Regions from separate parts of the Mus musculus genome. Here regions 1 and 2 are each linked to region 3. A link is a loop called in an ENCODE intact Hi-C map of the cell type or tissue named here. Cell type or tissue: left cerebral cortex. All regions are shown on one strand. Region 1 holds the start of Abcc1 (ATP-binding cassette, sub-family C (CFTR/MRP), member 1). Region 2 has its middle 68 kb from the start of A630010A05Rik. Region 3 holds the start of Marf1 (meiosis regulator and mRNA stability 1).

Region 1 (8,000 bases), 200 kb before region 3:
GAGAGAGTAGGAGAAAACAAGAATCAAGGACAAGCAGGGGCAGTGGTGGCCCAAGTCTTTAATCCCAGCACTCAGGAGGCAGAGGCAGGACTATGAGTTAGAGGCCAGCCTGGCCTACAGAGTGAGTTCCAGGACAGCCAGGGCTACACAGAGAAACCCTGATCTGAGAGAGGAGGAGGAAGAAGAGGAGGAGGAGGAGAAGGAAGAGAATCATCACCATCACTGAAGCACAAGAGCTGGAGAGATGACTCAGCAGTTAAGAGCACTGGTTCCTTTTGCAGAGGACCCAAGTTCAATTCCCAGCACCAACATGGCAGCTCACAGGTTTCGGCAAGCCCAGTTCCAGGGAATCTGTCTGTCTGTCTGTCTGTCTGTCTGTCTCTCTCTCTCTCTCACACACACACACACACACACACACTCTCTCACACATACACACATACACATGCAGGCAAAACACCAACGCACATAAAATAAATCACAAAAAAACAAGCAAGGACACCACAGGATTTGTTCCCCAAGAGAAAGGACCATCTTCCTAGAGGTGCCTCAGCTCCTCCCAATGTCCCTGAATCCCCACAGGGGTTCTCTGCAAGCACTCCAAATCAAGTTGGCAAGTCACATACCACCATGCTCCCAAGGTGAAGCCCCTCCAAGAGAAGTCCAGCAGGCTCCAGGAACAGAGACACCCCCCCCCAGACCTTGGTCCACCCATCCCCAGACCCTGGCTCGGCCACAGTGTGAGCCACAGCTTCCTCCTGCAAGGCGAAGGGGCGAGGCCACAGAGCAGGAACAGGAGTCTCAGTTCCTACCACAAGTTCCCAAAGCCTGGTTATCTTGGCATCCACACCCCACCATTCTGGGCTGCACACTGATGCTACATCCATCTATCTGGTAAGGGGAAGAAAATGTCGACCTGACTGACTACAGCAATCAATCTTAGGAGAGAGAGGAAGATGGGGGGGGGGGGAGTTTAGAAGGCAGTGGGAGGGAGGGAGGGAGGGAGGGAGGGAGGGAGGTAAGGAAGGAGAGAGGGAAGCAAAGCAAAGCAGGCAGGCTTTCCAGGGCCTCCTGCTACCCCAGGAACACCAGTCACTGGGACCTGTTTGCCAACTGGTCGGTTACAATGTTCAGGGAGGTGGAAAGCTAGAAGGTACCACAAATCAAATCAGGCCCCATAGCCAACTCACTCCAGAGCCTGCAAGGCCCATCTGCTGCTGACTTTTGTGTATGCCCAGATGTTCTCAGCAGATGCAACTATGGAGTCCCACCCAACTACAAGCCCGTACATCTACTGAGTGCTAACTAGGTACCAAGGAGCACTGTTCCCAGTGCTTGCCAAGAATTCTACTCAGCACTCAAACTACCACCCTTGGCTAGGCACTCCATTATTCTACATGGGGAAACTGAGGTACAGAGTAGAACCCATCTTAGCTGCAGAGCCAGCTTCTGAACACAGGGCACACAGGGACTTGCTCTGAGCAGTCACCTATGCAACTGACTGAGTTTTCCAATATTTCTACATTAGGCATGAAATTGATACTTTTCTTATTCTTCACTTTTGTTTTTGTTTCTTGAGGTCAGGGAATTGAGCATGGGACCTCAGACTTACTAGGCAAGTGTTGTATCACAGAACTAATCTCCAGTCCTTTTTTACATGTGATTTTAAAACAAGGTCTTATAAGTTACCCAGGCTAGCCTTGAACTTGTGGTCCTCCTGCTTCAGCTTCTTCAGTAGCCAGGATGACAGGCCTGCACCAGGCTTAATACATATTTTCTAATTTTCTAATTTACTGTGTGTGATATATAGATGTGGGATATATACATGTGTGTACATGTGTAAGAGCACACATACCAATTTATAGGACAAAGGAGTATGCCAGGTGTCTTCCTCTATCATCCTTCATATTTCCTTGAGTCAGGGTCTCTCACTGAACCTGAAACTTGCTCTTTTGGGAAACTCCACCCGCTCAATGCTACAGTTATAGACAGAGCCAGGGCTGGCTATTTACATGGGTCCTGGGACTCAAACTTAGGTCTCCCTGCTAATACATCAAGCACGCTTGCGCACTGAGCCATTTCCTCATACTTTTTTTTTTTTAAGTAACTTACAAAGAAAGGCCCAAGTCCCTTTTCCCAACCTTCTCTCAAAGATCAGCCACAAAACCACGGACTTCCTACCAGCTCCACACTCCCACTGAATAAAGCAAGCCCCTGCCAGCTCTTAGCTCAGCTTTCCACTTACATAACATTGTTTCTCTGTTCTCATCCTAGACCTTTGCACAAGGGAAGGTTGTAAGTTCTCAGCAGTAGACCCGAGCTAGCCCAGGAGCAAGACTCCGAGAGGGTTCCTGACGGCTGGAATCTTGACTTCTCTAAGCATAATGTTGGTCCTAAAAGGATCCAAGTACCAGTAGCAAAAGGACAGCAGCCCACTCCCATCGATCTCCGGGAGTCCTTACAAGCCCTGCTTCGCTGATTCTGTGGGCTGTGCTCGCCTGGTGTCCTCACACCGGGCTTCTACAATCCTTCCTCCCCATCTTCTGTGGTTCCTCAAGTCCCACCTAATATTTGGTTGTAGGTCTCTGCATCTGCTCCCATCTGAAGGGAAACAGGAGCAGATCTGGGGAAGATGGGGATGTGAAGGGAGGAACAAGGAGGGGAGGAGGGAGGGGAAGCTGCAGTTGGGATACAATACAATACATGAGAGAAGGCTAGACCACGAACACTGATAAGACCATGGCCGCAGCCCAGAAGGGCTGTTCTATAGAAACTGAGCACAGTAAACAATGAAACAACTCAAGATGGTGAGGTCTAGAATGGCAGGGTGTGGCAGCGGTATAGATATGCTGGTGCAAAGCCACCTACTTTAGTTTATTGTTCTTTGAAGCAGTCTTGCTCTAGCACAGCTGGCCTGAATTTCACTTCTCCTGCCTCAGCTTTCCCAATGGTGTGATTACAGATAGGTGCACACCAGGCCAACCAACCCACTCTGTTTTGTGTTTGGATTCTCTAGCTACACATAAGTTCTTGCTTGCCAGTGGCCCTCTCACCCATTCTGATTCCAGGACTCCAGAAACAGGGTGTCCATCAAGCCTAGACCAGTGAGAGAGAAGAGGGGCCGAAAGGAAATCTGCAAGATGAGACTTAAGGGAGGATGGGAAGCTGCCTAAGGGGAAGGCCAGCCACCACTACTGCCAAACACAATCCATCCATCTTCATTTTCTGTGGCAAAAAGTTCCAAGAAGGAAAGAACACCAAGTCAGGCTTCTTGGGTAGGCTTTTTAGCATATTAGAAGCTAGAGAATACCTCCCAACATTTCCTAGTCATCACTGCGCAACAATAGGATACATCCAGATGTGAACTGGTGAGAGGCTTGAGGACCTCAGAACCCACACTGTGGAAAGAGAGTTCCACACAAGTCTGATGTGCGCATGTGCCATGGTATGCATACACTCAAACATACACACACACACAATATATGTATGTGTGTGTTATATATATGCAAAAATAAAATATGCAAACTGGTAGAAAATCTAATGTCTACTTCCCCTCCACCATAAGAGAAAAAAGAAATTCAGGAAATACTCCAGCACCCATGTTAGTGACCCAGATCCCCCTGAGTTCTTGCAAAATAACCTCGTTGTCTCTACACTTGGCACAAGGGTAGAGGACACACAGTGTTCCTGTGTGGCAAACAGGCACCTATCTCTTGCAGACTCCCGAATGTAAATCACAAGCTCTGTTTCCAGCTCTGGAGAAACCTCCAACCTCTTGGCTTTAAAATGAACCATTTATCCAAGTATGGTAAGTTTCTCAACCAAAATTGGCACCCTCCTCACCCAAAAGTCTCCCAGGGGGCCTTCAGGGGTCATCATTCCTAATGCAGTCTATCACGGAGGTACCACAAAACAGAACAAATACTTGTGGGCGCTAACCATCAGCTGCTAAGAAACAGGGATGTTTTTCTTGTTTCTCAAACAAAAAGAAAAGTCATTGTGTCCAGGGTTTCCTATTGTAGTCACTAATAATCAGGACAATGTGATGCAGGAGTGTTCTGGAATAACAGGCAAATCGCATTACAGGAACAGCATTACAGGAACACGAAATACACAAGCACTGGAGATTAGAGCAGTCAGCCAGGGAACCCAGCCTAGGATCATTTCACAAGAAAGCTACCTGGAGAGGGCCTGAAGTCCCCGGGACATCCCCAGAGCAGCGGAGTCTCTCTGACTCAGAGTAGAAGGCACTCTCCTGGTTACAGAGTCCAGGGCATTTTCCACTGCACCCCAAACCTACAAAAAGAGACAGAAAGGCCCTTCTCCCCTCTCTTGGCTTTTCCTTATTTCCTTAAAGTTCCCTGATAGCATTTAGGCAGAAAGGAGAGAGGATGAGAAAAAAAAACATGAAGCCAGAGTAAACGAGAGGTAAAACAAACAGTGGGGAACCCCAACACAAGCGATGGGAAGTCCCTTTCTAGAGTCTGGGCTCCTGCACGGTGCTCTATGATAGTGTGTGCGCGGTAAACGGAGATCCTACCCCCACAAAACACAGAAAATCCCCAATTTGCTGCCTCCAGATCTGGCGTCCCTTCCCGATGGCAGAACCCCAAAGCACAGAGGCACCTCCCCGCACACACCCAGCTCTCCCGGAACCCGGTCCCCAGAGTAAGAGAGCGGCGGCTACGCCGGGGCCCGGGTGGCGAATCCCCGCGTAAGCAGAGCAGGGCTCCGGCTAGGGGAGCAGCTGGGTCCGCGCGTCCCAGCGTCCCCCCACGTCCTCCGAGTCCCCGGTCGCCCCCGCGCCGTCCCCCGCGGCCCACCACCTTACCCAGAGTGGATCGGAGCCATCAGCGCTGCAGAAGCTGCGCAGCGCCATGCGGGCGGCCGGCTGAGCGAGGAGGCGCAGCGCCGCGCGGTTGGCCCGCGTCACCGGGATGCAGCCCCGCCCCACCCCGCCCCGCCCCGCGCGTGGGAGCGAGCACGGCCACGAGTTGCCCTGGCCTGGGCCTGCAGGCCTCGTCTGCAGCTCCCACTCACTGGCGGCTCCTAAAGCCGACACGGCCCGGAAGAACCCCGCACTGGGCCCTCCACACCTGGGCTTCATCCCAGGTGACCCTAACTGTACCGCTGGCCCCCCGCTGCGGGAGAACGCTCGGTGCTTGCGTGATTTTAGGGCTTTTTCCTTCAGTTGCACCTGGAGGGATATGGATGTGAGCTCCCAAGAAAGGAAAGAGAACAGATAAGGAAACTGAGGCTCAGAAAGGTGAGGAAATTCGCTCAGAGTCCCTCAACGAGTAGAAGTGTAGTTCGTTTGAATCAGGAGCCCTATGAATCCATTCTAAACACTGAGATCTCCATCCTGAACACCAGTTTGCCACCCCTCCTCCATGGTCTGCAAAGCACCCTGGGAATTTCTCCCATTCTGAGTGCAGCCAGGAAATAACTCATTTCCTTATTACTTGGTATGAGGAATTTGGGGACAGGGTTTCATATAATAACTAAATCTGGCCTCTAAAGCACTATGTAGTAGAGGATGAATGACCCTGAACTTGTGAGCCCCTCTGCCTCCATTTTTTTTTTTTTTTTTTTTAAGACAGACTGAAGTTTCTCTATGAAGCCCCTGGCTGTCCTGGAACTCAATTTGTAAACCAGGCTGGCCTCGAACTCAGAGATCTGCCTGCCTCTGTCTCCCAAGCTCTGGGATTAAAGGTGTGCATCACCTTTCCTCCACTTCTTATTACCCCAGCCACCTGGGGCGCTGACAACAAAACCCAGGCTTCCTCCTAGGTTTTGTTGTCAGCAGGAACCACTCCACCAGCTGAGCTATGTATACCCCTGAAAAAATATTTTAATTTAAAAAGTAATAAAGAAAATGAGTAAGATAAACAATTTTTGAAGGTCAACCACAAGTCAGGTCCCCCTCAGTATGAATAAGAGTTTGGTGGTGGTGGTGGTGGTGGTGGTGGTGGTGGTGGAGGTGGTGGTTGTAGTAACAGCATTTACTTCTATGTGTGTATGTGTGTGGGTGTGTATATAAACTTGTGCTTGTGGAGGTCAGGACAGCCTGGGAGAGTTGTTTTTTGTGGAACTTTGTGGATTCCAGGGAGCTAACTCAAGTCATCAGGCTTGGCAGGAAGTTTCTTTACCTCTGTGAATAAGTTTTTTAAAGATAATTACTTTCAGGTAACAATTCTCAATGCACTGTTACCCATATTTATTGAGCATCTGCTGTATAGCAGGAGTCTTGCTAGGCTCTAGCAAGCTAGCAGCTGGAATATGCTCAGATCTGACAGACGGGAAAGTGGAGCTGTATTTTCATGTGTTTTAGTGATAAGGCAACAGATCTTAATGACATGCTTTCATAATCGGAAAGTGTATTTGAAACTGTTGCAAGATCCAGGAAGGGGATAAAGAGGATCAAGGGGGCCAGGCCTGCTCAGGTAAAAGTCTAGAAGGCTTTCTGAAAGAAAGCTTTTGAGCTAAACACAAGCATGGTTGGGATTCCAGCCTGGGCTGGGCTGTGTCTTGAGCTGAGGAAAGCAGCCTATAAGAAAACTATGAAGCAGCCAAGACTGGTGGTGAACGCCCACGATCTCAGTACTTGGGAGGCTGAAGGAGGATCTTGAGTTCGAGGCCAACCAGGACTGCATGAGACCCTGACACAAAACGTAGAACAGAGCAGTTCTGGTGACAAAGCTTAGCTGGGTAAGTACTACTGCACAAACCTGAGAACCTGGAGTCTGGACTCCAGCATCCATGTCAGAAAACGCCCATGTGTCAGGGCACATCTGTAATGTGGTCCTGGGGAGATGGAGACAGGCAGATTCCTAGAACTCAACAGCCAGTCAGCCTAGCCCAGTTGTGAAGTCTAAATTCAGTGAGAGATGCTGTCTCAACAAATAAATCAGAGACAGCCAGTGAGATGGCTTATCCAGCAAAGGTGCTTGCATGCAGCTCTGACAACCTGGTCTCCCAAGCCCACAAGGTAGCAAGAGAGGATCGACTCCTGAGGCTCTTCTTTGACCATCACTAGTGCTCCAGAGCACATCTGCACCTGCACTCACACATATACACAAAATAAATTTCATTTCATTTGAAAATTAAGGGGAAAGGTTGGGCAGGGCTCCACACACCTTTAACCCTAGCACGGAGAAGGCAGAGGCAGGTGGCATGAGTGAGAGACACTCAAAAGAAGCAAAAGCAGGGATATTACACAGACAGGCATAAGCTTGAGCGAAAGGGGACGGAGCCAGAGTCCATAGATAGTGAACAGGTGACAGAGTGTAACACTTCTGTCCAGTGGGATGGCCTGCATTTCACACAGGAAATTCTGCCCTAGAACTGCATGGATAAACTGAGGGTGTTGTGGTGTAGGAGACCCAGACATCCTCCTGCCTCAACCTCTGAGGGGCTGGGACTATCAGTGTGAACTGTGCATGGTGCTTTTTTTATACTTTTTCCATGTGAAACGTCTGTTCTATTTAAATTGATTGCCACAGACCCTGCCACGAAGGGGGCTGGGAGATGGGTGACTAAGCCAGATAGGGGTACCCAGAAAGTACAGGATATAAGGGATTCCACTGAGGCCCCAGAGCAGCATTACAGCAGGCTGCACTGGGGCCAGGCCCGTGCAGTATAACTCCACTCATAACCTCAGAGTAGAATCTCACCACCTCCTCCTTGGTGTTTCCCTGGGTTGAGCCAAACAACATCTGGATGCAGTGACCACTCCCTAGGCTGAAGCTGCTGACCTAGTAGGAGTGACACCAGATTTCCTGTATTGGGCCTAAGGCATAGGGAAGTAGAAGGGTGGCAGGAAGCTCCTGCAGGACACTAGCTATGTCCTGAGGTCCTGTTCCAAACCTTGTACCAGTTTCTCTTGAAGGTGAAGAAGATACAACAGTCCTCTAACCAGCACTGACAGTCCTTTTGCACAGGGACACATCAAGGATCAGCTCATTGTACCAGCTCTGGTCCTCCTGCTGATCTAGGATCCCAAG
Region 2 (8,000 bases), 330 kb before region 3:
CTTCTTAAAGTCCTCTATCATTGTCATGAGAAGTGATTTTAGATTCAAGTCTTGCTTTTCTGGTGTGATGTTGTATCCAGAACTTGTTATGGTGGGAGAACTGGGTTCTGATAATGCCAAGTAACTTTGGTTTCTATTGCTTATGTTCTTATGCTTGCCTCCTGCCATCTGAGTATCTCTTGTCCTACCTGCGCTCACTATCTGACTGGAGCCTGTCCTTCCTGTAATCCTGGTTGTGTCAGAACTCTTCATAGTCCAGCTGTCTCTGTGGTCCTGTGATTCTGGGATCCTATGATCCAGAGATTCTGGGTGTGTCAGAGTTCCTGGGAGTCAAGCTGCCTCTGGGACCCTGAGATCCTGGTGTGACCAAGCTCTTGGGATTCTGGGCTCCTGGGATCCTGTGATCCTGGCTGTGTTGAAGTGCCTGGGATTTGAACCTCCTCTGGGTGCTGTGGGACTGACTGCGGAGTTTGCATCCAAGGTAAACCCTTGCAGACTAGAAGGAACTTGAGCCACTGGTCGGGCAGAGTTCCTGTGTCCCTGGGTCCTGCTGGTTGCAGTTACTCTCGGTGGCATTGGAACAGATGTTGTGTCCTACTCACCCCTGACCTAAGATCCTGGGTGTGCTAGAGCACCTGGGAGTGGAGCCTCCTCTGGGTGCTGTGAGACTGGCTACAGAGTTTGTGCCCAAGGTAAACTGGCTCAGACCAGTGATTTTATTCTTAATAATGTAGTCAACACCTTCCTACATTTAATCTATTTTTAGACAGCATTTTCACACTCAGTTACCTCTTTTCTTAATTATCTCCTGTGTTAAAATACCAATACTTTCTAAATAATAAATCTTTTTGTATTCAGTATTCCTGGGGATTCAATGCTTTGGTGGCATTCTAGGCAGTTGCTCTCTTCCTATTAGCCACATCTCCAGCACAATTTTATTTACTTTTATTTTTTGACAGTCCAGTCGTTATCCCCCTCCCAGTCCACCCTCTAACTGTTCCTCATCCCATTCTTCCTCCCCATGTCTCCAAGAGGATGTCCCCACTGCCCCACACCCCACTCCCCACAAGGTCTCTTCACTCAATGGGCCTCAAGTCTCTCAAGGGTTAGGTGCATCTTCTCACTGAAGCTAGACCAGGCAGTCCTCTGTTGTATATGTGTTGGGAGAGTCAGACCAGCTAGTATATGCTGCCTGGTTGGTGGCTCAGTGTCTGAGAGATCTCAGGAGTCCAGGTTAGTTGAGACTGCTTGTCTTCCTAAGGGGTTACCCTCCTCCTCAGCTTCTTCCAGACTTTCCCTAGTTCAATCCCAGGGGCCCCTGACTTCAGTCCATTGATTGGATGTAAATATCTTAGTGTGTCTCAGTCAGCTGCTTCTTAGGAATCTCAGAGGACAGCCATGCAAGGCTCCTATCTGTAAGCACACCATAGCATCAGTAACAGTGTAGGTCCTTTGAGCCTCCTCTTGAGACAGATTCCAAGTTGGGTGAGACACTGGACCTTCTTTCTTTCAGTCTCTTCTCCATTTTTGTCCCTGCAGTTATTTTAGACAGGAACAATTCCAGGCCAGAGGTTTTGACTGTTGGATGACAACCTCATCCCACCACTTGATGCCTTATCTTTCTACTGGAGGTAGACACTACAAGTTCCCTCTCCCCACTGTTGGGCATTTCATCTAAGGTTCCTCCCTTTGAGTCCTGAGAGTCTCTCACCTCCCAGGTCTCTAGTAAATTCTAGAAATGTCCCCCAAAATCCACTCCCCAGGTCACATATGTCCATTTTTTTCTGCTGATCCTCAGGGCTTCTCTCTTGTTCCCCCCTCCCCAACATCTGATAATGTTCCCCCTTTCCCCTTAATGAGTATGAAGTATCATTCACCACCTCTTTTGATAACTTTTGGTTGAAAGTCTATTTTATTGAATATTAGAATGGCTACTCCACCTTGTTTCTTGGGACTATTTTCTTGGAAAACTTTTTTCCAGCCCTTTACTCTGAAGTAGTGTTGTCTTTGTGACTAAGGTATGTTTCTTGTATGCAGCAAAATGCTGGATCCTGTTTATGTATCTAACCTGTTAGTTAGCATCTTTTTACTGGAGAATTGAGTCCATTGATGTTGAGAGACATTAAAAACCAATGATTGTTAGTTCCTGTTATTTTTGTTGTTGGGGTGGTATTGCATGTGTATGTGTATGTGTATTTGTATGTTTATGTGTATTGTATGTGTATGTGTGATTCTCTTCTTTGAGGTTTTGGGGTGATTAATTTCTTATGTTTTCTTGGATGTACTTACCTTCCTTGTGTTTGAGTTTTCCTTCTAGTATCCTGTGCAGGGCTGGATTAGTAGAAAGATATTGTTTAAATTTGGTTTTGTCATGGACTATCTTGGTTTCTCCATTTATGGTGATTGAGAGTTTTGCTGGTTATAGTAGCCTAGTGTACTGGCTAGTTTTGTGTCAACTTGACACAGCTGGAGTTATCACAGAGAAAGGAGCTTCAGTTGAGGAAATGCCTCCATGAGATCCAACTGTAAGGCATTTTCTCAATTAGTGATCAAGGGGGAAAGGCCCCTTATGGGTGGGACCATCTCTGGGCTGGTAGTCTTGGTTCTATAAGAGATCAGACTGAGCAAGCCAGGGGAAGCAAGCCAGTAAAGAACATCCCTCCATGGCTTCTGCATCAGCTCCTGCTTTCTGACCTGCTTGAGTTCCAGTCCTGATTTCCCTTAGTGATGGACAGCAATATAGAAATGTAAGCTGAATAAACCCTTTCCTCCCCAACTTGCTTCTTGGTCATGATGTTTGTACGGGAATAGAAACCCTGACTAAGACACCTGGGCTGGCATTTGTATTCTCTTAGGGTCTGCATGACATCTGTCCTGGATCTTCTGGCTTTTATAATCTCTGTTGAGAAGTCTGGTGTAACTTTGATAGGTCTGCCTTTATATGTTACTTTGTCTTTTTCCCTTATGGCTTTTAATAGTCTTTGTTCTGTGCATTCAGTGTCTGATTATGTGGCAGGAGGATTTTCTTTTCTGGTCCATTCTATTTGGTGTTCTCTAAGCTTCTTGTACATTTATGGTCATCTCTTTCTTTAGGTTAGAAAAGTTTTCTTCTATGATTTTGTTAAAGATGTCTTCTGACCCTTTGAACTTGGAATTTTCACCCTTTCCTACTTCTATTATTCTTAGATTTGGTCTTTTCATTGTGTTCTGAAGTTCCTGGATATTTTAGGTTAGGAGCTTTTTACACTTTGCATTTTCTTCGACTGATATGTCAATATTTTCTATAGTATCTTCTATGCCTGGGATTCTCTCTTCTATTTCCTATATTGTGTTGGTAATGCCTCCATCTGTAGCTTCTGATCTCTTTCCCAGGTTTTCCATCTCCAGTGTTGCCTCCATTTGTGATTTCTTTATTATTTCTATTTCTATCTTTAGGTCTTGGAACATTTTTTTCAATTCCTTCACCTTCTTGGTTGTGTTTTTCTGTATTTACGAGATTTATTTGTTTCTTCTTTAAGTGCTTCTACCTGTTTGCCTATGTTTGCCTGTATTTCTTTAAGGGAATTATTTACATCCTCCTTAAAGGCCTCTATCATCTTCATGAGATGAGATTATAGGTCAGAATCTTGCTTTTCAGGTGTGTTAGGGTACCCAGGGCTTGCTTTGGTGGGAGAATTGAGTTCTGGTTGTGCCAAATTTCATTGGCTTCTGTTATTTATATTCTTGCACTTGCCTCTTGCTATCTGGTTATCTCTGGTGTTAACTGGCCTGGGTGTCTCTGACTGGAGCCTGCCTCCTTAGAGGCAGATATAGCTCTGTGACCTGGGTTATAGCAGGACTCCTAAGAGGCAGGCACTGCTGTCTCTAGTTAGGAGAGGCCTTCTGTGTCCCTGATTAGAGCAGCCTTCTGTGTTCCTGATTAGAGCAGACCTCCTGTGTCCCTGGGTAGGGTACACCTCCTGTGACCCTGGGTAGGGTGAACCTCCTGGGAGAAAGGCAGGCTTTGGGGTCTGGGAACAGGATCTGCCCCAGTTACAGATGAAGATACAGGCCAGAAGGACTACGGGGATCAGGCAGAGCAGGATAGATCCCAAGTCTGCTGGGCTCTTTGGGTACCCAGCTGGCATGGGTATTGGGGCAGGGATCTCACCTGTATCCCTAGTTATGGTCAACCTCCTGGGAGACAGGTAGACTGTGTCCCTTGTTATGGTAGACCTCCTGGGAGACAGGCAGGTTGTGGAGTGTTTGAGAGAGGCAGACATGCAGATCTGCCCCAGATGAAGGTACAGACCAGAAGCTGTGCTATTCTTAATAGGTTTTTAAAACCTAGCGGTTTGGCAAATATCCAATGAAATCTTATCCAATGAAACCTTGTCCAATGAAACTTCATCCAAATATGTATAAACCAAATTTGGTGTCCTCAATCAAACACCAGAGGGAGACAAAGGCACATAAAACTCCTGATCAGTTCAGAAACTTGACCTTGTCCTATAGGTCTTTCACTTGCTAAAGTTACACCAAGATATTTTATATTATTTGTGGCTGTTGTAAAGAATGTTGCTTCCCTAATTTCTTTCTCAGTCTATTTACCATTTCTATAAAGGAGAGCTACTGACTTATTTGAGCCAATTTGCAGAAGGTGCCACCTGAAGTTCTCTGGTAGAATTTGGAGGGTTGTTTGTGTATACAATCATACATTGACAAATAGTGATACTTTGACTTCCTCCTTTCCAATTTGCATCCTCTTTATCTTCTTTAGTTGTCTTATTACTCTAGCTATAACTTCAAATACTATACTGGATAGAGAGAGAGTGGGGAGCCTTGTCTTTTTTCAGATTTTAGTGGGGTTGGCTTAAATTTCGGGCCATTTAATTTTATGTTGGGTATTGGCTTGCTGCATATTGCCTTTTATGTGCTTAGGTATGTGTCTCATATTCCTGGTCTCTCCAAGACATTTAACATGAAGGAGTGTTGGATTTTGTCAAAGGTTTTTTCAGCATTTAATGAGATGGTCCTGTAATTTTTTTCCTTGAGTTTGGATTATGTTGATGGATTTTCATATATCGAATCATCCCTGCATCCCTGGATGAAGCCTACTTGATGTTGGTGAATTATGGTTTTGATGTGTTCTTCGATTTGGTTTGCAAGTATTTTATTGATTATTTTTGCATCAGTGTTCATAAGTGAAATTGGTCTGAAGTTCTCTCTCTTTGTTGAGTCTTTGTGTAGTGTGGGTATCAGTGTAACTGTGGCCTCATGTAATGGGTTGGCCTGGTGCAGTTTGTATTCTAATATTAATAATGTTATAGATATTGTGTCAATTTAAGGGATAATTTACAAATAAGTATAGTTTTGGGGCATGAAGGAAACTAAATAGAGAGCTTAGACTCTGGGATTTCTATCTTTCCTTTCCTCTTCTCTGTCCTTTTCTTCTTTGGTAAAGGGAAAGAGTTGAAAAGAAAAAGGGGGATAGAGTAATATTTTTTTAAAAAATCAGACAAATAGAGATGGATTGTGTATACATAAACAACCCTAAAAATTCTATTATTAAACACAAGCATTTTATAACCATAATTTTTATATGTTGATGCAAAATTGAGTTTATGTTGTTTCATTGTACTGAATTTGTATATTGATAGAAATTTTCATTTATATAAAGGTTACAGTTTTCATTGGTATAAATCTTTGTATACTGCTATCAAATTTAAGTTTTATTTTATTACTCTTAGATAAGCATTGTATTTATCCAACTCACTTAAAAATACAAGGCTTAGTCCCAATATTAGTCACTACTATTACAAACTGTTTAAAATAATTCAATAATGCAAGTTAATATTCAGAGAGTCAGACTCATGGTCTTATTAGATACTAATTTAGTTAATTACAATAAAATATTTTCAAGGTTACTCAAATAGTAAATAACTAAAAATAATCAATGTTTAACAATTCAGTTAGGCTATATATACTTCAAAACGTCAAAGATCCACAGAATATAGCATTAAAAATCATTTCATTATTAAACGATTTTTCATTAACTCCTTTTTTTTCCTTTTTTTTATTAGGTATTTTCTTTATTTACATTTCAAATGTTATCCCATTTCCTGGTTTCCACTCCAAAAACCCCCTATCCTCTCTCACCTCCCCCTGTTCACCAACCCATTCACTCTCCCTTCCTAGCCCTGGCATACCACTACACTGGGGCATGGAGCCTTCACAGGACCTAGGGCATCTCCTCCTATTGATGACCAATTAAGCCATCCTCTGCTACATATGCAACAGGAGCTATGAGTCCCACCATGTGTACTCTTTGGTTGGTAGTTTAGTTCCTGGGAGCTCTGGGTGTACTGGTTAGTTCATATTGTTGTTCCTCCTATGGGGCTGCAAACTTCTTCAGCTCTTTGGATCCTTTCTCTAGCTCCTTAATTGAGGACCCCATGCTCAGTCCAGTGGTAGGCTGCAAGCATCCAACTCTGTATTTGTCAGGGGCTGGTGGAGCCTCTCACAAGACAGCTATAATAGGCTTCTGTCAGCAAGCACTTGTTGGCATCCACAATAGTGTCTGGGTTTGGTGATTTTATATGGAATGGATCCTCAGGTGGGGCAGTCTCTGGATGGTCATGCCTTCAGTCTCTGCTCCACACTTTGTCTCTGTAACTCCTCCCATAGGTATTTTGTTCCCCCTTCTAAGAAGGACCAAAGTATCCACACTTTGGTCTTCCTCCTTCTTGAGTTTCATGTAGTTTGTGAATTGTATCTTGGGTATTCCAAGCTTCTGGGCTAATATCCACTTATCAGTGAGTAAATACCATGCATGTTGTTTTGTGATTGGATTACCACACTCAGAATGATATTTTCTAGTTTCATTCATTTGCCTAGGAATTTCATAAATTCATTGTTTTTAATAGCTGAGTAGTAGTATTGTATAAATGTACCAAATTTCCTGTATCCATTATTTTGTTGAGTGACATCTGGGTTATGTCCAACTCCTGGATATTATAAATAAGGCTACGATGAACATATTGGAGCATGTGTCCTTATTACATGTTGGAGCATCTTCTGGGTATATGCCCATGAGTGGTATTGCTGGATCCTCAGGTATTACTATGTCCAGTTTTCTGAGTAACTACCAGACTGATTTCCAGAGTAGTTGTACCAGCTTGCAATCCCACCAACAATGGAGGAGTGTTCCTCTTTCTCTACATGCTCACCAGCATCTGCTGTCATCTGAGTTTTTTATCTTAGTCATTCTGACTGGTGGGAGGTGGAATCTCAGGGTTGTTTTGATTTGCATTTCCCTGATGACTAAGGATGTTGAACATTTCGTTAGATGCTTCTCGACCATTCAAGTTTCCTCATTTGAGAATTCTTTATTTAGCTCTGTACTCCATTTTTAATAGGGTTATTGGATTGTCTGGAGCCCAACTTCTTGAGTTCTTTGAATATATTGGGTATTAACCCTCTATCGGATGTAGGATTGGTAAAGATCTTTTCCCACTTTTGTTGGTTGCTATCTTGTCCTATTGACAGTGTTCTTTGCCTTACAGAAGCTTAATGCATGATGGATCAAAGGTGTAGTTATGGATCAACTAAGAGATATGGGGGGAAGACTCTTCTGTAGTCAGGAGGCATCTCTGGCTCTAAAAAGTCCTACGTTGGGGTTTGAAGTTGAGTGAAAGAATAAGAATGGGCATTCTTTTTTATGTCCAGGTGTAGCTTACACCCACAAAAGGCCATGGTGCAGTCCTGACTCACCTTTGGTAGGATGTAGCATGTATGAGACTCAGTCTTGAGGTTCATTTGGGCAATGTCATTTATTTATTATCCAATACTGCTGGTAGAAGTGGGGTTTTTTTTTTTTTTCAAACTTCTTTGAGGCCTTGCTGTTGGCTAACACATACATGGGACCAACTTCTCTATGATTCTCTAGATTTTCTCAGTGTCTGTGGTATGTCCCTATTTTCATTTCTGATTTTGTTAATCAGGAAATTCTCTGTCTTTTA
Region 3 (8,000 bases):
CGGGGGCCTTGGGGCGGCGTGGGCATGGGTCTTGAGGACGTTCGAGGATAGAAAAGCAGCCAGCAGAAGAGGAACGGAGTTGGCCAGGGCGAGCGGCGGAGCTCACGGATGGAAGGTGGAAAGCTGAGGAGGGCAGGTGTGGGGGACACGTCGGATGGATGCTGCGGGCGTGGCGGAGACCCGCCCGCAGCCTGGCTCCACTTACCCAGCCCGGGCGGCGACGATTCCAGCGAGGCGCGGGCCGGCAGGCCTTTCTTGCCCTCCAGCCTCGCCGGTACTGCGCGGTGCGCGCCTCCCATTGGCTGCCGCTCTCGGGACGCGTCTGACTCGGCCAATCAGCGCAAAGAAGCGAGGTTTGGAAACTTTTTCTCTCTAGGCCCGGGCGCGGCTGGGCCAAGCCTCGGTGGGGGCGGGAGGGGCCGCAGGAGGCGCAGGCCACTGGCCCGGAAGGCGGGCGTGGAGAGGGCCTGCTGGCGGCTCGGTACTCGCCGTGCCACGCACTCTGGAACATCCGCACGCCTCTCCTTCACACTGGTTGCATTTATCTGCTCTTGCTCTTGCCCAAGAATAGACAAAGGAGCAATTGGTCGGAGAAACCCGGGCATTAGGAATAGCTGATATTGGGTTACACTTGTAAGTGCCCTACCCGATTCCAAAAATGCTATACTAGCCCAGAATGCACAAAGACAAAAACAGGCATAGAGAACGACAAACTTCCGCCCAGCCCACAGGACCCTTGTTATTCCACAACTTTACACCCCAAATAGAATCTTTAACTGTTGTGGCTTCTTCTGAGACAGAATAGTTTAATGTGAAAGAACTTGACTTTGAATCCTAACTCCGCCGCTTACTAGCTATGTGTATTTGAAACAAGGTATTTAATTACTCGTGGATAAAATGGTCGTCGTCGTCGTCCCCCCCCCCCCCCCCCGAGCTAAATAAATAAGTTTACAAGACTTTGTGCAGTGCTTTGTAAATAAGCCGGGCAGTGGTGGAGCACACCTTTAATCCTAGCACTCGGGAGGCAGAGGCAGACGGATTTCTGAGTTTGAGACCAGCCTGGTCTACAGCGTGAGTTCCAGGACAGTCAGAGCTACACAGAGAAACCCTGTCTTGAAAAACAAACAAACAGGGCTGGCGAGATGGCTCAGGGGTTAAGAGCACCCGACTGGTCCCGAGTTCAAGTCCCAGTAGCCACATGGTGGCTCACAACCATCCATAACGAAATCTGATGCCTTCTTCTGGGATATCTGAGGACAGCTACAGTGTACTTACATATAATAAATAAATAAATCTTTAAAAAAAAAAAAAAGTCATCATATGGTTGCTAGGAATTGACCTCTAGGAGATCAGTGTTCTTAACTGTTGAGCAATCTCTCCAGCCCCTTGTTTTTTCCTTTTTTGAAACACTTTTCCTATGTAACTTGGGCTGGCCTCAAATTTCTGAGTATTCCCTTAGCCTTATTTTTCAGTGGGATCACAGGCCCAGCTAATAATAATTTCTTAACGTTAAGCCATTAATTGTTCATTAATTATTAAATACTATTAGGCACAGGTAATTTTACAACCTGGTGACTAAGACAAAGAATCTGATCTTAAAGGGTTAATACAGTAAACGGAAACAGAATTTCAGATGCCAAATGTTGCTGAAGACTATTTAGAGACTGGGAAGCCAGAGAAAGGCATAGTTAGCTTACATTTCTGGCAGTGTTGGCCTTGAACCTAGGCCCTTGGCCATGTTAAGCAAATACTGTATCATTCAGCTGTATCTCCAGCCTCCTAGAATTGTTTAAAAGATGAGAAAAAGGGTACAGGAAATCCAAGTGTTTCGATTTTGTACCTAACAAAAGGAGCTTCAGAAGGCTCTTTTTGACTCTTACAATCATGTTCTGTTCCCCTGGGCTACACAAGTAATGCCTCCTGCCCCCTGCCCCCTGCCCCTCTCCTCAGTTTTGTTGGTTGAACTCAATACCTTACCCACTCTAGGTAAATGCTCTACCACTGACCTATACCTTCAGCCCCCTTTTTTCTTTTCTTTTCTTTTTCTTTCTTTCTTTCTTTCTTTTTTTTTTTTTTTTTAGTCAAATTCCTTCTAAGATGCCCAGGCTGGACCTAAGCTCACCCTGTAGCCTGGATAAGCTGAATTTGTAATTTTGTCTCTACCTTTGAAGGAGCTGGGATCAAAGTCCTGGGCTACTGTAGTTGGCTTTGCTCTTTTTTTTTAAAAAAAAATTCTGTTCATTTTGTTTGTAGCTTTTGTGCTGTGACCAAGCTGAGAGTTTGACTTCTCTTCCTTTGATCCTGTCCTCATGGGTGGTAGAGGAGAACTCTGTTTAGTAACTTAGGTCTTTGGGGAGTTGAATCAAATGCAAAGTATCCAGTGAAACACCAATAATAAATCTCTGTTATCTTTGTTTCATAAATGTGAAGATTATTACTGAGCAAAGGAAAAAAAAAGGAAGTTGGTTTTTTTTTTTTTTTTAATGAGACAGGGTCTCTTTGTGCAGTTCTAGTTGCCCTGGAACTGTGCCACTACTTCTGGCAAAAAGTTGAAACCTACTTTTATTAAATAGTAGGTAGTGCTTTTAATTTTGTTGTTGTTGTTGTTTTGTTTTTCGAGACAGGGTTTCTCTGTATAGCCCTGGCTGTCCTGGAACTCACTTTGTAGACCAGGCTGGCCTCGAACTCAGAAATCTGCCTGTCTCTGCCTCCCAAGTGCTGGGATTAAAGGCGTGCGCCGCCACTGCCCGGCTTCTGGCAGACTTTTAAGTATAACTATTTTAAAGTAATAACCAGCTAGGACATTCTATACTGTGCCTACATTTAGATTATATTTTTTTCCTAACTTGTAACAGAAAGCAGCAAAGAGCTAGAAATTTCAGAAATTATCTTTCCCCCTATGGAATCCTGAAAACTCATATTTAAGCCAGGCATGGTTCTAAATAAAGGTTATGCTTTTACTTCTTGAACTTGTAGGCAACCGCAGGCAGATCTCTGAGTTTGAGGCTAGTGTACAGAGAGTTCCAGGGCAACCAGGGCTATCACACAGAGAAACCCTGTCTGGAAAAACAAACAAAAAAACCCAACTCATATTTAGGTCAAGTAAAAGTGAAGCCTTCAAGGCTCAGTGGGGTTGGGGATAGGGGTAGCGAGGATACAGAACAGTTTATCTGTTTAAAACATGAAGTATTTTTGATTTCACAAAGTTCTTATAACTTTAGCATCTTCTTTTTCGTGGCCAACCTGTCATCTGAAAAGTATTGGTTACAAAGCACTAGGTTTATTAAAACAAAACGTTTGCCAGGTGACACAAACTCCTTTAATCCTAGCACTCAGAAAGCAAGGGACTGCAAGTTCGAGTACAGCATAGTCTGCGGGGCAAGTTCCAGGCCAACCCAAGGCTACACAAGTGAGACACTGTCTCTGAAAAGAAAAAATAAAACTGGGTAAGGATATCATGTACTCTTAACTGTTGGTGTCAATATTCAGCAGCAGTCTTTGCATGTACTTGATCAGCACTGAAACTGCTATAGGTAGGGAGGACTTTGCCAAAAGCCCATTTGGCAGGTTTAACTGTTCTTTCTCCACTGGCCACTAGGTTGCGCTAAAAGATGCAGTGCAACGTGCACGATTTAATTTGTAAAAATAAGGGTTATCACGTGACGAGGCAGAGCATTAATACTTTATTTCACATTAATCTTCTCTCCTTAGTCCTCGCTCCCAAGACCTTTTAGAGCGGAACCCTAACAAATCCCATCTGGCAAGCCTTTCCTTGACTCCATCACAAAAGCTCCCTAGTTCTTCGCCTGGAAGATCCGTTCGACATGGCGTCATCAAACCAGTAGTGAGAACTCCTAAACTGGGGTTCCTGCTAAAAAAAATACGCCGCCAGCCCCCTAGGTAAGACCCTATTTTGAGGTTTATCGGGAGGGGACTGAGCCTGACGAGGCTGCAGGGCCGCGAGGCCCCGCCCCCCCCACTTCCCAGCGTGCCCTGCGCGGAGAAATACGCGGAGGCGAGGGCGGGGCGAAAGAAAAGACTGGGCGAGACTCAGGGAGGGGTGGAGCCAGAAAGGGGAAGGGAGGGACGGGGGAATGGGCGGGGCTACTGGAGGAAGCGACTGGGCGGAGTGGGGACGGGCTGGGAATGGGCGGAGAAAGGGAGCGGCCATAGGGGGCGGAGCAGAGGAAGGGTGTGGTATTATGGAGGAAGAGGTGAGGCAGGGAGGCTCGGAGAGAGGGGCGGGGCTAGTAGTAGAGAAGCGTATCGGTTTTGCGACAGGGGCGGGGCGGGGCGGAAGCGGAAGTGGAGGGAGCGCTTGGCGGCGGCGGCGGGAGCTGCGGAGTCGGGAATCAAAATAAAGGGCCTGGGGGGGGTGGGGGGTAGGCGGCGGTGTCGGAATGTGAGCCAAGAAGGAGCTAGTGGCTGAGGTGAGTCCTCTGTCAGTGCCGGGACTCCACTAGGGCGTACCGGATGCTCTGATCAGCAACGTAGCTGGTCTGGAAACGACGCCTTTTCCCCCCTCAGACTGATGCTTCTGGGATTGAAGGACCGGGACTGGGACTTGCCGAAGGGGCCGTGCGAAAAAGTCGCTCTCCAGTGCTCCCCCGGTCTCTTCCGAGGCGTTTAGTCCCAGCTGGCGCTTGTCTTCCTGCTCGCTCCCCGGCCCTCCAGGTGTCAGTAGCAACCTTCGCAGGATGTGCAAAGTTGGAAAGTTGAGAAAAAGGACAGTTGTGTGGCTGAGTCCCTTATTGTTTTTTTGTTTTTGTTTTAATAGCCACTTTGGATGCAGTTTCAGTTTCAGCCACCTCCCCAATTAATTCTAGCACGAACGTGGTGCTTTCTAGTTGCACTAGTATCTTTTGGACTTTCCAGGATCTTTCTGTTTTGCATACAAGGAAATTGTCAGCTAAATGGTCTTTCTTCACCTTCAGTGAGCTCTACATTTGTCCAGGGTCATTTATTGATATTTGTGAGGCACAGTTGAGTTGGAAGGTTGGGATACCGTATATTCACATACAGTCAATATTGTTATGGAATTTATATTCTATTGGAGAAAAAAGAGTCATTTTAGTTAAAAGGTAGAAGACGAGCAAATACATAGGACTGGGAGTTTGTGGCAGGGGGGAGGTCATTTGGGAAATAATTCATCCTCAGGTATCTCTTGTCACCAAACTACAAATAAATAAGTGAGGGGGTTGCTATGATGATTAGACTCACAAGAGATGGGCCTTATGTTTATAAAGATGACATGCCCACAGCAGCACAGATAGGTGGCCTTCAGAACCAACATGCAGGCAGTACAATGTTGCACACTGCATTCTCAGCCACTGTCTAAGTTGCTCAGAAACTGAGTTTCAGAAAGGAAGACTCTCTCACATTAGAACTTCCCCTGACTGATTCGGCTGCTTAAATGGAATTCCTAGGAATATTTGGGAAATTTTTAGGCTGCAGGCCACTAATGTTTTTCCTTATATTTGTTTGAACTGAGTAATCTGTCTATATATGCCTGCCTGCCTGCCTTGTCTATCTGTCTATCTATCGACAGAGTTTCACTGTGTAACCACAGCTGCTTGGAACTTGGCTGCCCTTAAACTTGCAGATATCCTCCTGCCTCTGCCTCCTGAGCTACCACTCCTGGCTCTTTGAGCAATATTGAAGGCACCTTGGTGTAGAAAGAGGTAGGTGAGCCTTTTGACCTGAAGCTAGCTATGAAACTTTATTTTAAACGTTTCTGTTTCTCAGTGAAGTGGTAGATATGGTAGTTCATTTTAGGATTTGGCTTTGAAAGATTTAAGCACGCTGAAATTATGAACACTGTGATTATAACAAGTTCTTATGAATAAGAGTGGAGTGTGTTGGGTGATATAAAACCTGGATTTCTGGATTTTTGTGGGGTTTGTTTTTGTTTGTTTTTGTGTGTGTGTGTGTGGTTTTTTGTTTGTTTGTTTGTTTGTTGTTTGAGACAGGGTTTCTCTGTGTATCATTGGCTGTCCTGGAACTCACTCTAGATCAGGCTGGTCTCAATTTAAACAGATCCACCTGCCTCTGACTCCCCTAGTACTAGGCTTAAGTGCATGCGCCACCATCACCTGGTCCAACCTGGATTTAATTATAAAAACAGGTGTTGTAATGGAAGTAGTGATGGTAAACTGTACTAGGCTAATTCTCTACTTCCTTCATTCAACAAACGATTACTCTGTGATTACCACAGAATGGTCTTGGGCTGAGCACAGGATATAGTGGTGAAAATGGAAGTGCATGCATTTTCTAATTCACTTTTTAAAATGCTGTGTACAGACAAGGAAACAAACTAACAGACTTTTTTCCCCCTTCTCTTTCTTCCCTCTCTACCTCTGTGTCTGGGATTGAACCTAGACCCTTCTGTATGCCACTAAGCTCCATGCATTCCCTGGCCTACAAACAGAAACTTAAATAGTTTCAGCACACTACCCAAAAAGTAAATATATTCAGTTTTACAAGTGGATCATATGGCAAGGACTCAAGTCTCAACTCTAGTTCAACTCAGCCATAGATATTACTTAAGGAGTGTAGCTATGTCCTAATGAAACTTTACAGATACTAAAGTTTAAGTTTCATGTTTAAGAACACTTTCTCAATAATTTAAGAAATTGAAAATATATTCTTAGTTTACAGGCCACTTAAATCCAAGTGTGTCATGCCTCATACCTGTAATCTCAGCATTTGGGAGCCTGAAGCAGGAAGAGTGTTACTTCAGTATTACAGAATCAGATCCTGTCTAAGAAAAACTAGATAGACATACACACACACACACACATGTGTACAGGCAGCAGGCTGACTTTGGCTTGCCGACCATACTTTACTTTGTGTGATCAGTCCGCCCAGACTTGAAATGCATTATGAACCATTCTCCTCTCAGCCTATCATGAAGATATAAAAATCTCAGAAGCATCTTACCAGAGTTATAGTGGAAAGAAATTATCTTTTACATGCACAGATGAAATCTCTGATAAATCATCACTGAATGTGGTTTGTTGTTCCAAGGACTTAGAGATAAGGGTTAGTTGTTGTCGTCATTACTAGCTCTGTCCCTGCTCAGAGTGTGCACTGGCTTTGCCTTTGGTATACTAAGACTCAGAAGAGTGTCTGGGGTAAAGGACATCTGTGGGTTGTGACTGACTTAATTTCTGGATGTTTGGTGATAATGAAAGACTCCGAGAGGAGCCCCTCGCTCAGGCCTCAGGACAATAGCGGACACCCAAGAACTCACGACAGACCGAGCTTGTTGCAAACCACATGAGGCTTTATTCGGGGAAAGCCAGAGCTCTGGGGACGACTCATATCCCACGCAGGGGTAGAGGAGTCGTCCTCGAGGGGAAAGAGTTCCCAGTTTTTATAGGCCCTCAGTGGGGAAAGGAGAAGGGGGAGATTAGGGGATTTCCAGATCTAAACAATGTCTATTCTCAAGAAATGGGTATGGGAGGGGTACAAGGAAAGAGTCTAATGAAGGTGCAGCAATGGGCACACACCTGGTCAGAACATTGGCAGACACACAGGTTCGAGGAGTGGCCAGAGCATTGTGCACCTCTATTTTTCTAAATCAGTGAAGCTAGTTCTGCTAACACTGACGTCTATCTTGCCAATTTCAGGGCTTCTGTGTCCTTTTACATTCTGCCAGGATCTTTCAATAACATTGCTCTTTCATTGTAAACAAACCAAGAAATCAGTTGGTTGGCTTCATTTGTAGAATAGAATCAAAGTCCTCAGAGGTCATTTAGTTTGGCCCTTCTGTGCTTACACTGGGCATAGAGAAAGGTTGATACTGTGGTTGTCCTTTTACTAAGATTAGATGCTATTTACTGGTATCTTTGCTCTCTAAGCAGAACTTACAGAAGAAATACCTGAAAGTTAAGAAAAACTATAGGCTGAGTGTGGTGGCCCACATACCTTTAGTACCAGCATTATGGAGGCAAAGGCAGACAGATCTGTGAGTTTGAAGCCAGCCTGTACTACATAGT

The links. Peaks named below come from ENCODE experiments on the same cell type or tissue, not always from the same donor. Only the 100,000 strongest peaks of a DNase experiment are listed, where the experiment ranks them.
Region 1: it touches region 3 in a loop (4-fold over the local background); 3 of 42 quality-filtered maps call a loop at or near these places.
Region 2: it touches region 3 in a loop (4-fold over the local background); 2 of 42 quality-filtered maps call a loop at or near these places.

The regions. Positions count from the first base shown.
Region 1 is chr16:14,358,472-14,366,471 of GRCm38, reverse strand. It overlaps Abcc1 (ATP-binding cassette, sub-family C (CFTR/MRP), member 1), which reads right to left and starts at 4,914. Exons shown (of 31, transcript NM_008576.3): 1 at 4,829-4,914. The coding sequence starts at 4,876. In left cerebral cortex, a CTCF peak has its summit at 4,882; DNase peaks (open chromatin) are centred at 4,244, 4,770 and 5,362; H3K4me3 peaks cover 1,787 bases; H3K27ac peaks cover 1,420 bases.
Region 2 is chr16:14,490,150-14,498,149 of GRCm38, reverse strand. No RefSeq gene overlaps it. Among named protein-coding and RNA genes, the nearest start is that of A630010A05Rik, 68 kb to the left of the region's middle. In left cerebral cortex, a CTCF peak has its summit at 4,429 (motif pointing right); DNase peaks (open chromatin) are centred at 4,441 and 7,262.
Region 3 is chr16:14,155,574-14,163,573 of GRCm38, reverse strand. Marf1 (meiosis regulator and mRNA stability 1) reads left to right here and starts at 4,300. Exons shown (of 27, transcript NM_001081154.2): 1 at 4,300-4,430. Nde1 (nudE neurodevelopment protein 1) reads right to left here and starts at 299. Exons shown (of 9, transcript NM_023317.2): 1 at 206-299. Mir484 (microRNA 484) reads right to left here and starts at 3,948; the gene lies at 3,882-3,948. In left cerebral cortex, CTCF peaks have their summits at 420, 3,592 (motif pointing right) and 4,710; DNase peaks (open chromatin) are centred at 334, 3,620 and 4,149; H3K4me3 peaks cover 2,714 bases; H3K27ac peaks cover 1,908 bases.